2 separate regions of the Mus musculus genome follow, and region 1 is linked to region 2. The links are chromatin loops, found by intact Hi-C in ENCODE. Cell type or tissue: gastrocnemius. All regions are shown on one strand. Links, peaks and the distances in the headings refer to the core of each region. The heading gives the core; the rest is flanking DNA. Region 1 has its middle 35 kb from the start of Gm12408. Region 2 holds the start of Gm22055 (a small nuclear RNA gene).

Region 1 (8,814 bases), core at 1,196-6,195, 55 kb after region 2:
TGGAGATGTTCCTAGCATTTTTCGGCAATGAATAACACTCAGGTGGATTTTCTTGTGCCAGCTTTTTTGAGGATGTTTGTTCTTATTTATCTTGGGTAAACACCAGAGCACAAACAGGATAGGTTCCACATGACACACATGTTTAACTGCTTTGGGATCTATTGTTTTCTAGAGAGATGGCAGCACCATTTCTACTGCCACCGGCTGCATGCGTATTTTCCATTTCTCCATAGCGTTGCCAATGTGTGGTGTTAAAAAGGTTTTAATTTTTAATTACTCTGGTAGGTTACAGCAATATCTCATTGTAATTGTAACTTCCATTTTTTTCTGATGACTTTTGATGTTGAACACTTTTTCTTATTCTTACTGTCTATTCAGACTTCACTGTACGCAATAGAAAGCCTGAGGCTTTTCATGAACTTTTTTTTAATAGACTTTTTTTTTTACTTGTTTAGCGATTATTGCGTGTGTATGTGTGTATGTATGTGTGTGTATATATGTATGCATGAATATGTGTATGTATGTATGTATATGTGTGTATGTATGTATAAGTATGTATATATTATGTGTGTATGTATGTATATATGTGTATGTATCTCTGTGTGTATGTATGTATATGCATATGTATATGCATATGTATATACATATGTATATGTATATGTATGTATGTTATTTTGAGGCAGTGTCATACTATACTCTGTATCCCACACTATCCTAGAAGCTTGCTATCTAGCCCAAGCTGGCCTTCAACTTGCAGCAATCCCCTAGCTCCAGTCTCCCAAGTGCTGGGCCCAAAGGCATGAACCATCATACCTGGAAGTTTTATTGCTTCTCAACTGAGAAATCTTTCCTAACACTAAAACACCAGTAAACATTTGGAGTACGTATTTGGAATCTAAGCTTAGTTTAAATCGTGAAGACTCTACAGTTACCTTTGTGCGGCAGTGACCCAAATACCTGAAGGAAACAATTCACGGAAGAATTATTTTGACTCATGGTTTCAAAGGGTCTCAGTCTATCACAGTGGGGACATCATGGCCACGGTGGTGATGGCAGCTGAGATGGACCTAGAACCAGGGAGACAGTCTAACCTCCAGAGGTCTCCTCTCCTCTTATCTCCTCTATTTCCATCAGACAGGTCCTACCTCCTAAGTTCAACAGCCTCCTTAAAGATCACGACAGCTGGGGAATAAGCCCGTAAAATATAAGCCTCTGGGGTCTACTTCAAATGGCAACCATAGCAGGAATGGCTTGTCCCTGAGGAGTGGACTCACCGAGACACAGGCTAAATAAAACCTAATTCATGCCTTTCCCGACGTGTTTGATGTGCTACATCTACTTTAAAATGACTTTTCCATGTAACTGAATCAACGTCCATTCCCTTGCTGCTATTGATATGCTCTCCTACATAGTATGTGCTTTCAATTATCAGGGTTATAAAGTGTATAAGATGGCAAAGCTACTCTTATTCTTCTTAGTTTTCAAAGGTGTTTTGGATAATTTTGCTCAGTTGGTTGTCGGAGCTGATGACAGGGTGCAGAGCAGGAGTTGCTAAGCAAGATTTTGCAGATGTGGCTGACTGAAGGACCTTGAGACACGAAGGCCATCCTGAGTTGTATAAGTGGGTCCTGTGTGACCACAAAGATCCTTAGAAGAGGGAGACAGGAAGACCACTGCAGATGGGAGCAGAAGTTGGGGGTCAGGTGGCCACATGTCCAGGAATGCTGGCAGCCTCCCTCCCAAGCCGGAGAAGACACAAGGGGCTGCTCTACTAGAGTCCCCAAAGGATCCACCTGCAGACACCTTGCCTTCAGCTCCCTAACATCCATCTCACACTGCTGACCCTCCAGACCTGTAGAAGAGTAACAGGGTGTAACAGCACCAGGAAACAATATGCTAACGACAGGATTGTTTTTAAGTCCCGCTTACCACAATCCTAGCACTTTGCAGGCTGAGGCAAGAGGGTTGCCCTGAGTTCAGGCCAGGTGGGGATGCAGAGGGACACTTTGTTTCTAAAAACCAAAAAGAAAGAAAGGCGGAGGGCAGTATGTGGGGCAGTGGGGGAGTGGCTCACATCTTCAATCACATTGATCAGGAGGCAGAGACAGAGGCAGATGGATGCCTGTGAGTTCTAGGCCACAGGGCTTCATATTGAGACCCTGTCTAGAAGGAGGAGGTGGGCGAGGAGGAGGAGGAGAGGAAGGAAGTGGGAAGAGAGGAAGAAATGGGCAAGAAGAAGGGCTGTAGCAGCAGCATTTCCTTGTAATCCTAAGTGCAGGAGACCCAGGTAGGAGCATTGCTTGAATTCCAGAGTTTAAGGCTAGCTTGGGCACTGTACTGGCTAGTTTTGTGTCAACTTGACACAGCTGGAGTTATCACAGAGAAAGGAGCTTCAGTTGGGGAAATGTCTCCACGAGATCCAGCTGTAAGGCATGGATTAGTGATCAAGGGGGAAAGGCCCCTTGTGGGTGAAACCATCCCTGGGCTGGTAGTCTTGGGTTCTATAAGAGAGCAGGCTGAGCAAGCCAGGGGCAGCAAGCCAGTAAGGAACATCCCTTCATGGCTTCTGCAACAGCTCCTGCTTCCTGACCTGCTTGAGTTCCAGTCCTGACTTCCTTGGTGATGAACAGCAATGTGGAAATGTAAGCTGAATAAACCCTTTCCTCCCCAACTTGCTTCTTGGTCATGATGTTTGTGCAGGAATAGAAACCCTGACTAAGACAGAAGGTTAGTGAGACTGTCTCATAAAAGGTAACACATGTCTGCTGTGATTTTGGTTAGAATTGAGTTGTTTTGGCTTGTTTTTTTGAGACTGATGAGCCAGCAGGGAAATGGAGAATTTTGCATCAGGTATAAGCTGAGAGGAGCCTAGTTCTCGTCTACTCTCTGTTCTCAGGGTTCCCAAACAATTCCCTCTGGCTTGTCACCACAGCTACTTTTCTGGGTTTGAGCCAGAGGCAAAGACTCTATTCATGGTTCTGACACTGTGAATCCCTAGGTGGTATGAGGACCTCTAGAAGGAGTGTGCTCAGCCTCAAAGAGGCAGGGTCTGGGCCTCCGGGTGGGAACAGAGCTGAGAGCCAACGATTCTCCACTGAGAGGTCAGTGTGTTCCTGTGAGGGGACAGCTATCAGTATAGACTCCAAGGCAATTGCTTTGCTAGGCCTTCTCTAGTAACCACGGGATGGAGGGAGTCTAGGCTCTCAGGATTCATAGCCCATAAAAACATGGGTGCCACACACAAGATGAAGGGGCTTGAAGCTACCCTGACACTGTAATTCCCAGCACAACCGGAACTCTGAGAAGAGCCATTCAGGACGAGACACTGTGATTCAGCGCCTGGGGGCTTGGACATTTAATGAGGTACCAGGAGCCCATAAAGATTCAGATAAGAATGATTTACCTGTTTAGGATGCCCAATCGGTCCCACACCTCCTTTAAAGGATGCTGCTGCTACTTCTCCAAAGACTTCTGAGCTGATGCAGAAAACAGCCAGTCCATGGGGCGCAGAGGCCCCAGACTGTCCAATTAGAAACCATCAGCCCTTTGCCTGTCTGAAACTCGACTTGAAATTTAGTCTGCGTGAAATCCTGAGAAGGTGATTAGGGCTCTGCCCGCATGAATACCTCCCCCATTTGTGTGACTAATGGATTTATGGATTAGCAGGTTCTCATTATCTCCAAAGCAGATCTTCAGTACAAATCTTTTGGCTGGGTCTCTCAAGAGCATCTTTCCTCTCACCATGTGGTACCCTGGGCCACCTTGGAACTTTACCAGCTAGAAGGCTGTCTATCAGCTGATACCTTGAGCTAAACCCAAGCCACAGGCTAAAATATAATCAACTTCCTTTCTTTAAAACTTAAACTTACCTGATCTGTAGTTTTGTATTGTTACTAACAGAGAAGAGATTAAGAAGCTAACCATAAAGAACTGAGAGATGCTATGAGTCAAAAGTTGGGAATGTCTTTATGGAAGGAGAAACTGGGGCCTAGAGAGACCAAGTGACTTTTTCAAAGTCCCACAGGGTTTGGGGTTGAAGAGATAGCTTAGTGGTTGCTCTTCCAGAAGACCCAGGTTCAATTCCCAGCACCCACATGGCAGCTCCCAGCTGTCTGTAATTCTAGTCTCAGGGGATCTGATGCCCTCTTATGACCTCTATTGGTACCAAGTATGCATGTGTTGTGCGGGCACGCACGAGCACACACACACACACAGTGTGCTGTCTGAGATTAGTAATGCCAGTGATAAGTCTGGTAGGGAGGGAAGAGAAGGTTAGGTCTCTGAGGGAAGAAGAGCCCGCACATTGCTTGAAACTAAAGAGCATGAAAACACAAAGTACCTTTTGGGGCTTTGGCTCCTGAGCATTTGAACTTCATTTTCCTAAATGCAAGTGTGTATTAGGGTATCTTCGGGATCTTTAATGTCGTCTCAGTCACTAGGAATAAGCCTCTTAAAATGTGGAGCCTGAGCTGTGAGACGGATTAAACGCTGCATCTGTGTTAAGCTGTGTGACATTCCCAGGGTCAGGAAACACAAGGGTGAGAACGAAGACACTGTGTGGGGATCTGAAAAGCGAAGGGCTTGGTGTGGCTGGCACCTTTGGCCTGAGCAGGGAATCCTAAATTCTGTTTACATTCGTGGATTTGTTTATTGTAGATCATTTATGCTTATCGTAAACAATAACAAAAAGAAAAAAACCAAAACAATAGAGGGGGTGGACCCTCATGCAGAAAGCAATGACTACCCATTACACTAGCCCAAGCCTCCCCAAAATAACTATCTTAAAAATCAGGACCAGCTTTCCCCATAGTGTGTGTATGCTCAGCAGTCTCCAGAGAGATGAACTTGGGTGGCTCTACAGTCCACCAAAGGCTGTGGCATAATTTATGAGCCTGTTTCTGAGCCATTTCCAACTTTTCAATATTACAAATAGCACAATGATGAATGCCTTGGTGTGTAAATCGTAGGCACCGCCTCCGATGGGCTGCACTCTGTTCTCAGCAGTGGGAGCACTGAGCAAAGGCTAGCTGTCCTACCCTTTGGCACTAGGCCCCAGGTCCTGCCCAGCCCCACCCCAGCTCTTGGCCTCAGCCTCAGCATCCTGGAAGATGACGTAACAGGATAGAGAGAAGGAGGTACCTGCATCTGGGATGGCTGCCTAACTCTGAGCCTTGACCAAGTGCCTCTGCCTTTATTGACCTCAGTTTTCCCAGCAGTAAAAAGGTTATTGGGTTTTTATTTTAGTTAAAAATTTTGTGATTAAAAAGAAAATCCATATAGAAGCTTAATATGTAAAACAACCGAAGGGCTGGAGATGTGGCTCAGTGGAGGGCACTCGCCTCAGGCATGTGAGGCCCTAAGGTTAATCCTTGGCACCACAAGCAAAGAAAGAAAAGTAGATAGAGAGACCACACATTTGAGGCTAGCCTGGGCTATGTGGCAAGACCCTGTGTGCGGACAAACAAACGACGATAACAGAAATCTAGCAGAAACAAATAAAACCAAGTGAGCGGAGCTGGGGTCAGACCTCTGCCTGAGCAATCATTCTTTCTCTCACCCAGCAAAAATTGATGGCTTTCTATGTTGCACTAGATGCTGGGAGGGCCTGAGCAATATGTTTAAATACATGGGCTGGAGTGCCGCAGGGCCTCGCTGACTTACCTCACTAAAGCTGACACCATCCTCCAGCTGTTTTGTTTTTTTTATGACATCCATCATTTCTATTCCCCATTGTCTGTTGCCCTGCTGCTTGAATTGCTCCAGGCTCTGTGTGTTCTACTCACGGTCCTGTCTGATTCAACCTTGACGAGTGAGTGTCCCCCAACCCTAGCCCTCGTGGCTCTCAGACCCTTCACATCCTGCCTGGGACCTGTGGCCTCCGTCTACTCTAGAAAGTCCCTCCGCTGTGGTCACTGTTGGCACACAGCCATCAGCTGACACCAGTGCTGAGCTCCTAAGACACGTGAGCAGCCTGGTCTGTGTCAACTGCTTGGTTCTCTTAACCCAAACTGCCATTTTACAGAGGAGAAACCTGGGCTTGGGGTGCCAGGCGCTCCCCAGGCTGTGGTCTACAAGACCCCCTGTACTCACCTTAAACTTCCACAGGCTGGAAAGACCAAGACTCCTACCAGGTCTTCATGAAGCTGAAGAGATGTCCAGTATCGATGTGTGTCTTACTGTGTGCCCACTTATCTGGGATCCATCAAGGTACCCACACCTGGGCCCCAGGGGTCCAACACCACACCCCCAGGAAGAAAGCCCCTCAATGGAGGGGCAAGCATGATTCTGTCCTCCCCTCCCCCAGGGGGACCCATGCCATGTACCTCTCTGGAATTGCAGATTCTAGAGTGAGATGACTGTGACAGTTATAGCTGATCCAGAATGGAAGCCACTGTCTCTGGGAGCCTTGTGAATGAGGTCATCAAATCATTTCACCTGCTGTCATTCAAATCTTAGCAAGGATCAGAGAGAGTCGGCGCTTATGAAGTTGCCATAATTTCTGCCTTTCAAACTGGGGTAAATATGAAGAGGGTGAAAGGGGGACCTGGCTCCCAGTCCTGGCTTTGCTACCCACCTATTGGTGGCTATAGACATGACCCCTTTACCTCCGCTCTCAGTTTCTGTACCTGCAAAGTCAAGGTTTGGTTCCGTGTGTGCTTGGAAGCTATAACCTGTCAGTCTGTCTCCCTTCACCTGCATGTGGGGGTTCAGAGTGTTTGTGGGCAGTGACTGCACCTGTGGTTTACCTTGCCTACCTGCTAGTGAAATCTCTGTGTCCAGGGACCATGTCTGAACCACCTGCCTCTTACAGGACCTGTTCTGCCCACCTCAGCTGGCTTCTGACTGAGGTGGAGGTGAAGAGGCCGTGGGGGTGGAGGGGCTGGCTGCCCAGAGTCACCATCTATCTGCCTGCCTTTCTAGTGTGATGGACTTCAAGTCTGGGAAGGAGCTGTTAGAGATATTATCTGCTGTGTGTGACCTCACTAGAATTCTCCTGTGTGAGTCAGGGTTTGTCTGGGCATGGCAGACAGTGGCACCCCAGGCTTTTGTAATCAGCTTTGAGATCTGTCAGCTCAGACAGTCCGGGCTTTGGGGGCTCCGAGGACTATTTACGTTTCTTTCTGTGTCTGCAGAGTCAGGTACAAAACCGAGCTAGTGATCAGTACCTGGCCCTTGCCGCCTGACCTCCCTCTGTCTCTGTATAAAGGTTTGCTAAACACTCCAGTACTAGTGTACTAGTAATAGCTACTAATGGTTACTAAGAGTACAGCTGACCCACTGGCTTGCCACAAGGGGCAAGAATAAACCCACCCCAGTCCTCACTACTAGGGCAGTCTGACCAGTCAGCCTAGATTTCTAGTACAGAAATATAGTATTTGGAACATTGTAATAAAACACCCCCCTCCTTGCAACAATGTAAAGAACAAAATAATGGCTAGCTGATAATTAGTAGATTTCTGTTTTTGGAGCAGAATGGTTCTCTCTATGTAGCCCTCTCTATGTAGTCCTGAAACTTACTGTGGTGACCAGTCTGGCCTGGAACTCACAGAGATCCTCCTGCTTCTGCCTCCCGAGTGATAGGATTAAGGTGTGTACTTCATTTCAGGCTCAGCAGAGAATTTTTTCATCTCATGGGCCAGGAGGTCCAAGATGATCGAGGTGTTGTCAGATACTGTTTGGTGTGGGCTCTCCAGGTCCCACATCTTTCTGTGTCCTCCTATGATGGGAAGGATGCACGAGCTCTCTGGGTGTCATTTGAAAGGATACTAATGCTATTTCAATCGCACCAAACCCATCCACTCCCCAGGCCCATCTCCTGGTAAGGGCTCTGGGTCAGTGGCTGGGAATGGCTTTGGCTTTGGCTTTGGGGGAGGGGATGCGGGCATTCACAGCAGTGCACTATAGTCATGACGGAGGAGAGCTGGAAGGCCTTGGGAACACTGAGGAGGAGGAGAATAATGGGGCGTGACATAAGATCGAGTCCCAGACCCTGGAACCAGCCTGTTCACATTTCATTTCTACTATTTACTAGCTATGCAGCTTTGAGCAAGCACCTTACTTTTCTCATTGGTAAAATAAGTCACAGAAGCAAGGCTCTCAGAGCAACGCTTGGTGGGAGGCGGATAGTCAATAGATGTGAGCAGCAAAAAGAGAAAAGGCCACCCATTTGAACCAAGGAAGCAGGAGAAGGAGCCTCTGTAGACTGGAGGCGGTATCCCTGAACACTTCTTCAGAATTCAGATTTCCTCTCACAGTTCGGACATTGCTGACAGAGGCAGATGGAGGTAGAGGGGATGGACCTTTCTCAGGATTACACTGTGGCTCAGTCCTGCCCCAGGCAGGTCTCTCTGCTTCCTGCGTGTCCTTTAAGGCCTGTATAGCCTTGCCTCAGTTTACCTCCTCATTTGCTTCCCTCTTCTTAGATACAGACTATCTACAACCTGTAGAGAGAGCAGGAAGCTGCTACTGCAGCTGAGTGTCCTTCAGTCGCCTTAACAATCTCTGAGCTGTAGTGACCAAAGAGGACGAGGCCCGTGTCCTGGTAGCTTTGGAAGTCTGAAATCTAAGCTGTTCTGACTGATCTAAGTCATATTCCTCCCCCCTGCCCCCCGGGATGCCTGAGCAGGGAGTCGTCTCCCTGCTTCTCCCTTTCTGGTAGCTGCAGCATCTCTTGGCCTGTGCCTGCATCATTCCTGTTAAAAATAAATCTATCTCCCTTCCTAGCCCCCGCCCCTGGAATGATGACTCTCAGAGTGATGGTTGATTAACAAATGTCCAGGCCATAAGCTTCGGTTTGCTCTCTGACTTGCCCTT
Region 2 (8,814 bases), core at 2,217-7,216:
TAGTATGTATATATGTATGCATGTATGTATGTATGTATGCGTGTATGCATGTATGTATGCATGTATGTATGTATGTATGCATGCATGCATGTATGTATGCATGTATGTATGCATGCGTGTATGTATGTGTGTATGTATATATGTATGTATGTATGTATGTATGTATGTATAATGTTTTTAAAGATTCATTTTTATTTTGACGTATATTTTGTCTGCATATACGTCTGTGCACCATGCGTGCGCAGTGCCCAGGAAGTCCAGAAGAAGGTGTCAGACTTGGAACTAGAGTAACAGGTAGTTATGAACAGCCATGTGGTTGCTGAGAACTAAACTCTGGTCCCCTGGAAGAACAGTCAGTGCTCTTAACAACTGAGCCATCTCTCCAGCCCGGGTGCTCAGGCGTTAGAGCTGCTTCAACTCTCTAGTGTCCTAAGGTGCAGAAAGTAGCCAATCTGAGGTCTCTAGATGTTGTGTGACAAAACTTTTCCTAGAGAGACACTACACACAGATCTACTCTCCCCAGGCAGGGAACCCATTACAGACCAAAGTATAGGATACAATCAGAGTCCAGCTTGGGGTACCAGTGAGTTTCGTTGGGGTTACTTACCGGAATATGGATGAGGAGTTACTTACAGGAGCAGAAATGACTCAAAGACAGCTGCATTATCAAAACCCACCCCAGCCTGGTGACAGCTCACACAGCTGGGGACCTGGAGCACACTACACAGCCAGCAGGCAGCTCCATAGGTTGCAGAGTGTCCTTTTCAGGTGACTCAGTTGGCTTAAGCCTCTTCCGGGCAGCTTGGCTGGTCTCTGTTTCTTCCAGGCAGCTGGCCTGCTCTCTGTGTCTTTTGCAACTTTTCTTGCTAAGAGTCTTCTTCGCAACTCAGTTTCGCTTCCTCTGAGGGGGAGCCTCAGCTTTTATTGCTTACTCTGGCGGGGAGGGGCTAGTGAACCTGGTGAGCTTCAGGGACTTCCGGAAAGGAATTTTGAGCCGCTTACCTTCCTGCTTTAGGAGCTTCCCGGCAGAATAGGGCGTTTCAATCACACAGGAAAACGTTTCCCAACAGGAGTAAATGCCCTCTTTGGAAGCCTGGGCAGAATTTCTCTCGTATGCTTTGAGTCTGAGTTCCCAAAGCCCAGCCTGAAGCTCCACTTTCTTGTTAAGGCATAGTCTTTTATTAACATATAAACTCCATGGCTATTTCCACTTGCTCCCATTTGCAGACATTTTTGTGGTGGGTATAGCTGTTTTATGTTATTATTAGGCACTGACCTCAGGAATTTGCTTTCCCAACAGACCAATTTTGCTATTATATAAAGTGGCACAGCTACCTCAGCCCACAGTGTAGGTCAGCGGTGCCTAAACCACTCCAAGGAAGCTGGCTCATTGTAGCTCGAGGGGAACCTACATTTTCACATGATTTTGCCCTAGGTACTCTAGAGACAGGAGCCTGCTTCCCTCCAGCAGCAAAAACAGATTCCATGATGGATCATTTGAAACTAGACACATAGTTCATGTGGCCCTTCCCATTAGTGGACAAGTAGCTCTCTGGTTGGGCCAGGAGAGCATCCATGAAATGTATGGTCTCCTACTGAATCCTTCAAGATGTTCACAAAATGACCAATCTCAATAAAGAGAGCCTTGGCCTCCACCTAATTCCCATCATAAGATCCATAAAAACCCATTGTCCAGAGCTCCAAAGTTATTTCTCCCTTACACTCTGTATAGCCCTGGCTATCCTGGAATTCGGTCTGTAGACAAGGCTGGCTTCAGAGATCTGCCTGCCTCTCTCTCTTCCGAGTGATGGGATTAAAGGTGTGTGCCACTACCACCAGCAGCCAAGGCAACTCTTATAAAAAAAAGTATTTGATTGGGGGCTTACAGTCTCAGTGGGTTGATCCATTATCATCATGGTGGGGGCTGGGGGTGGCAGGTAGGGAGGCATGGTGCTAGAGAAGTAACTGAGAGCTTACACCTGATCCACAAGTTGTAAGAGAGAGAGAGACAGAGACAGAGACAGAGACAGAGACAGACAGAGAGACAGAGAGAAGACACACACAGAGACTGGGCCTGGCTTGGCTTATGAAATCTCTAAGCCCACTTCCAGTGACACTCCATGGGGGAGGTGCATTCTTGTTCAAACTACCACCAGTGGCTTTGGTGGCTCTTGATTATCAATCATCCGGACTTTAGCACCATGAAGTAACCTCATGAAGAGGCAGGAAGAACTTCCTCACATTCAAGGGACCCACATCAAGCGGGCATGGGGTGCCGGCTCCTGCCTTCTATTTTCTTGTTTGAGGCGGGGTCTCTCATTGGGCGTGGAACTCCAAGCTAGATAGCTGGCGAGCTTCTAACTATTCCCCACCTCTCCTTTTCCACAGGAATTCTGGGATTATAGATGTCAGTTCTGCCCCCCACCTCCACACCCCCAGTTTTCATGGCTCCTTGAGCTTCATGGAAGAGAAATAATGGCTTTGCTTTTCTGATGTCCCAACTCTGCCTGTCAGGTTTGGATTGGGTCTGGCCCTTCATGTTATTATTAAAGGACCTGTTGTAGAAGAGGGGCATTGGGCTGCAGTGAACATAGGCTAGGAAGCAACATTAAGTTCAAGTCCTGGCTCCCATCTCTGGGCCATTGTAAGTATCACTTACTACTCCTAGGGCCTGGTTTTCTCCTTTGTTATTATAGATGCTGCCAGCTTTGTAAGATCACGTGTAATATAAGCCAAGACTCTCCCAGATCACCTGATCAATAGCCAACATAATTTGGCAGCAGTTCTTGAGTCAAAGGCGATATAACAAAATGTCTTATTCTTCCCGATGCTCTCAGGTTCACCTTTCTTCGAGTTCCCTGTTCCAGGATGCTCCTGTCCCCACCTCGCTGCATTGCTTACCTTTGCCTTCATAGCCTCTGCTGTTTTCAGCCTATCCATTTACTTTGCACCTAAGCTCATTGAAGTTGGATTTCTGTAACTTGCAACAAAAGGGCCTGGAGAATTGCAGGGGGGTGGGGGAAGGAGGAAGAAAAAGAGGAGGAGGAGGAGGAACATATAAGTCTTAGAGTAAAACTTTAGGGCAGAGCATTGCAGAGAGGACTGACAAAGGGTTTAAATAGGAAGAAGGAAAAATAACAAGGACGCCATCTTCTTTTTATCGTCTGTCTTAGGGTTCTTTAGCTCCTTGGGGATGTACAGCTTTAGCCGTAGTTGGTTTTGTTTTTGTCATTCTGGGGAACAGACTCAGGGCCTGTGATGGTTTGTATATGCTCGGCCCAGGGAGTGGCGCTATTAGAAGGGGTGGCCTTGTTAGAGTAGGTGTGTCACTGTGGGTGTGGGCTATAATACCCTCATCCTAGCTGCCTGGAAGCCAGTATTCTGCTAGTGACCTTCAGAGGCAGACGTAGAACTCTCAGCTCTTCCTGCACCATGTCTGCCTGGATGCTGCCATGCTCCCACCTTGATGATAATGGACTGAATCTCTGAACCTGCAAGCCAGCCCCAGTTAAATGTTGTTTTTATAAGTGTTGCCTTGAGTGCTCGCTTCAGCAGCACATAGACTAAAACTGGAATGATACAGAGAAGATTAGCATGGCCCCTGCACAAGAATTACTTGCTGATTCATGAAGCATGATATACATACATACATACATACATACATACATACATACATATATGTGTATATATATATATATATATATATTTTTTTTTTTAAGAGTTGCCTTGGTCATGGTGTCTGTTCACAGCAGTCAAACCCTACCTGTCACCTACTTGCCTGTCACCCTACACTCGCTAGGTAAGTGCTATACTGCTGTACTGTGTCCCTCAGCCGTCCTTTTCATCTTACTTCTGACTGCCTGTTTCTTTTCAAATGCATTTTTTTTTGCCATTTGTTTTCACAATACTTCTTGCCTTCCAAAGACTGTAAAATATGTTCTCTGTAGAGGCCTACCACCTTCACTCCCCACCCCAGCTCTGAATTCTTAAAGTTCTTGGAACAGCATAGTCAAAGCTCAGTCATACTCATTAATTTATTAACTTACTTATTTTTAGACAAGGTCTTGTGTAGCCCAACTGGCTTCAGATTTACCGTGAAGCTGAGCTTGAACTTCTGATCCTTCAGCCTCCATCCCCCCGGTGTTGAAATCACAGATGAGGGTCTTCGTGGTATGTTTATGTGGTACCAGGGGTTCCAACTCAGGGATTCATACCTGTGGGAGTGTTTTGATTTCTTATCGTGAGCTACAACTTACATCCCCTCTGTGTTCCCCCTTCCCGGATTTATCACCCTTGACTGGTGCTCGCTGCTTAGGAATTGATGGATTGACTGCCCCATGGGGAGGCTGAAGTTGCCAGGGGCAATTAATTGGAGGAGTAGGAGTGAAGAAGGGGATGCCACCCACATACCCGCAACCAAGAATAAGGAAGCCTTTCCAGAAAAAATAGTCAAGATAACTCTTAAATGTGCTTGGCACATGTAGGCCCGCCCAAATCGCAGCCATGCTGCTCTCTTGTGGACACAAGGGGGAGGCAGAGGGCATATGCCAGTGCAAAGCCTCCTGTGGCAGCTGTGGGGTCATCCAGTAGGCTATCTGCGTCCTGGAATCCTGGAAGGCAGAGACCTTGGCTTGGGTGATTTACCAAAGAAATGGGGTAGTCAGAAGGTTTGGCGACAGGTGCCTGGTCAATAGTCATCTAAGAATATGAGCTGGACTCTAATAACGAAGCAGAATAGGGCTGTGAAGCCAGCTCAGTGGGGAAGACTGTCACCTATGGGGCTGCCACAGCCATCTTCCAGTAACTCGCCAAAATGACGAACACAAAGGGAAAGAGGAGAGGCACCCGGTACATGTTCTCTAGGCCTTTTAGGAAACATGGCGTTGTTCCTTTGGCCACATACATGTGAATCTACAAGAAGGGTGATATTGTAGACATCAAGGGAATGGGCACTGTTCAAAAAGGAATGCCCCATAAGTGCTACCACGGCAAAACCGGAAGAGTCTACAATGTCACCCAGCATGCCATGGGCATCATTGTCAACAAGCAGGTTAAGGGCAAAATTCTGGCCAAGAGGATCAATGTGCGGATTGAGCACATCAAGCACTCAAAGAGCAGAGACAGCTTCCTGAAGCGGGTGAAGGAGAACGACCAGAAGAAAAAGGAAGCCAAAGAGAAGGGCACCTGGGTGCAGCTGAAGCGCCAGCCTGCGCCACCCAGAGAAGCACACTTTGTGAGGACTAATGGAAAAGAGCCTGAGCTGTTGGAGCCCATTCCATACAAATTCATGGCCTAATGGACACAAAGAAATAAAATACCAGCACCAGGGGGAAAAAAAAAAGAGTGTCACCTATGGAATGGAGAAGGCATGAGTTCAAATCCCCAGCACCCATATAAAATGGGTGCATGGCCATACTTGCCTGTAACCCTAGCACTATGGGATGGAGACAGGAAGGTCCCAGGAGCTAGCTTTGCAAAAACAGGGAGCTTCAGGTTCAATGAGAGACACTGTCCTCCCACCCCCAATAAGATGAGAGAAATAGAGGAAGGATGCCCAATGTCCTCTGGCTTCTGTGTTCAACACACAGGGTATGCTTGCCAGCAATACATCACATACCCCAAAGTAGAAAGTGGCAAGTGACCATCAAAAGCTTCAGCTAAACTTTAGAGACAAAGGGATGAGAACTTAGTAAAGAAGGCAGAGGGGAAGAAGTCTGTGTCTGTAGTGAGGAAGGCAGAGTCTGGGGTATAGGAATCTGAGAGTCTCATTCCTTAGCTTGTAGGTCCTATACCCCCAAGTCTGTGCCCCTGGTTAGTGCTTTGAATGTGACCCAAGCAGTGACCTCATCTTCTCTGAGCCTCAGGTGTCTTATCCCACTTACACAAAAAGGATTGGTGTCTAGAGACCCAGAGGCCCGCCCTACCTTTGCGTGGGACTCAGTGATAATCAGGGGCCTTCCAGCTTAAGTGGTCTCTGGGGTGGCTTGAATAAATCAATTCAGATGCTCACAAAAGCCTTTCTTCATTACCCCTTCCTGGGTGCAGCTGCTCTCATTAAAACTTCTTATGGGCCCTGACCCATTGGTCCAGTGTTGTTCAAAAACCTTTGTAACAGCCAAGGCAGTCCAACTTTTAGACACACTCCACAGCCTGCTGAAAAATGTGATTAATTTTTCTCTTAACATAGGTTTGGGGGCATTTTTGTAGTTCACTTCAAGACAATTTTGCTAATTTAATTTCCAGTGGTTATAATTTCTGAGGAGTTCCTTGATGCGGATGAGACCACTAATTGCTTTCAAATATAACAGCTGCAAAAAAAAATTATTCTTGCTAAATCAAACAGTTCCTAGAGCTGATACAAGGTAGGATTTCCTGGATTTTAGTTCCATTTCATTAGGAAACTTTTGTTCTGTTTCAGAGTCAACCAGAATGCCTTTTTGCTTCGAAGGATGGCTTTTGAGAGTCTTGTACAGCCTCAGCCTGTAAAGGCTGAAATAGGTTTTGGTGTGTGGGGTTATCATTTCCTTCAGCTATTATGACTATCTGGTGTTGTCTGGCCTGAATGCATCAACAAGGAAAGAGTCTCCCTCCCTCTCTCCTTTAATCTCAGAAAATCCATTTTAGGAGTGGTCATACATGCAGACACTTAAGCCTCTCTGCTTCTGGGATTTTTTTTCCAAAACTACCTTTGCCTGGTGCTTTCAGGCATTCTACATGTAAGCCAAACACTAGCCCCATTGTCAAGGTTTCCACAGAAACAGCTATCCCACAAAGGGGAGCATCTCACCTGAGAGCTAGTTTTCTCCTGGGGATGACGTCGCTTCACAAACATTTTTCCCCCATAAACATTTTTTGAGAGAGATGAATAGGTGTATCTTTCTGGAACAGTGCACAGACGCTGGGGCATGAAATGACTTTGCCTGACATGTTTTATGGACGAAGGGAGGGTCTTAAGCACCGCCTTCTAGTTCCCTAGCTTCTGACTTGGTTGTAGGGTGCCACGTCCTGCTATTAGTGAAGTTTAAGCAACTTTGCTTGCTGTGGCTGTCCTGACGCTTTAAAGGTCCAGCCTGGGAGGAAGCTAGAGAAGTCCTAAGAGTTGTCTGATGGTGGCGGGGGGGGGGGGGGGGGGGGGGAGGAAGGGGTAGGTATTGGGGGAGTGTAGCTCAGTGGTAGAGCACCTACCTAGTATATATGAGGCCCTGGCTTTGATCCCAAGCACTTCACAACAACCAAAAAATATGAAACCCTTCCAGCCTGTAGCATCTCTGGGTCTACCCTCAGGACATGCCTCCACAAGCATTCTTGTTTGCAGATATTTGATTAAGCTGGTATTTCTCACACATACACACATCAACCATGAGGCCAGGAAGAGAGTGGAGTCCTCCTACTGTAATGCTAATTAAGACCAGGGTTTGTGTGTATGGGGAGTTTTGACCTCAAAAAGATAAAGAAGCCAATATAAAAATGGCCGACACTGTCACCTTCCAGAACACAACAAAGGAGCCGTTTCCCTTTCATCTCTGTCTGGGGGCTGGGGAGAGGGATTGTTAGCAGCACAGTGGCACTTGACAACCTGCTGGCATTCCTAAGGTCCTTCTAAACCCAAAGTCAAGAATGCCTAATGACTCTTGAAGGTGACAACCCAGAAACTAGGTCAGAGGGGACACACAGAGTTTGGCCTACTGTCAGGCTAGAAAGAGTTGTCCACACCTCAGGGGAGGGTGGCCAGATGCAGCAAGTGACCGTGTAGGAGCCCATATACGTTCAGTTCCTTGTCTACAGTTGCTGTTGAGTGCATCTGGGAGATAAATACTAACGTTAAAAATGCACTTGGTGTTTATTTGAAATTCAAATCTAACTGTCGTCGTCGTCACGTATTTTCTCCGAGACTGTAAGCTAGGAGCTGGGGGCCTCCTAATTCCCACGGGCTCCACAGTTGTCAGTGCCACCTGCAGAAGGTGTGTCTCAGCCTCGGCTTCATCTCAGTCTTACCTACTGAGATCTGGAGCCACATTTCTATAATGATCTTTTTTTCTTTCCACAAATCCCTTCTTTGTATTCTCTGCCTCTTGCCTCACAGCATTTTATTTTCCTATGTTGGTTTATGTTTAGTTGCTCTTAGTTTGTTCCTCCTTCTACACTGGGAACAACTCAAATGCACTAGATAGATCTAGGTATAGGGATAGATAGACAGACAGACAGACAGACAGACATATAGATATTAAGGTCTTGGTTTTAATCCCCAGCACCTCAAAAACCCACAACAACCAAAGACAAACATGAAACACCTCCAGCCTGTGGCAGCTCTGGGTCCACCCTGAAGATAAGGTCCCTACAGGGACAGTGTGTGTGTGTGTGTGTGTGTGTGTGTGTGTGTGAGAGAGAGAGAGAGAGAGAGAGAGAGAGAGAGAGAGAGAGAGAGAGAGAGCATGTGTATGGTTAGGAGGGGTCTCATTAACCCAGGCTGGCCTTGAACTTGCTGTGTTTCAAGAATGACCTTGAATTTCTGATCCTCTTAACTCTACTGCCCAAATGAGGGAATTATAAGCCTGTGGAAGTACATCCAGTCTCCTGTACCCCTGGCCTTCCTTCCTTCATCATGGACTGACTCCATCTTCCTCTATATAAAACTTAAACCTGCAAAGCTCAGAGGCTACCATTGTTTACTAAGGGCTTCCATCCAGGAGTTAGAAAGTCTCCATGGTAGGCCACTTAGACTGTGGGGCCTCCTTGTCCGATGACTAGCCTGGTCTTGCCATAGGTGTTATAGGAAGTAACTTATGTGATCATGGAGGATGGAGGGTGCCATTA

What was found. Hi-C counts contacts between places; a loop is a spot of excess contacts. Peaks named below come from ENCODE experiments on the same cell type or tissue, not always from the same donor. Only the 100,000 strongest peaks of a DNase experiment are listed, where the experiment ranks them.
Region 1: a loop joins it to region 2, with 2.1 times the contacts of the local background. A loop is called at or near these places in 5 of 42 quality-filtered maps.

The regions. Positions count from the first base shown.
Region 1 is chr4:45,600,853-45,609,666 of GRCm38, forward strand. No RefSeq gene overlaps it. Among named protein-coding and RNA genes, the nearest start is that of Gm12408, 35 kb to the right of the region's middle. In gastrocnemius, for the core only: no CTCF peak of the experiment used is centred there; DNase peaks (open chromatin) are centred at 3,751, 5,040 and 5,920.
Region 2 is chr4:45,545,204-45,554,017 of GRCm38, forward strand. Gm22055 (a small nuclear RNA gene) reads left to right here and starts at 3,540; the gene lies at 3,540-3,646. It also overlaps the pseudogene Gm12411. In gastrocnemius, for the core only: a CTCF peak has its summit at 4,509; a DNase peak (open chromatin) is centred at 4,526.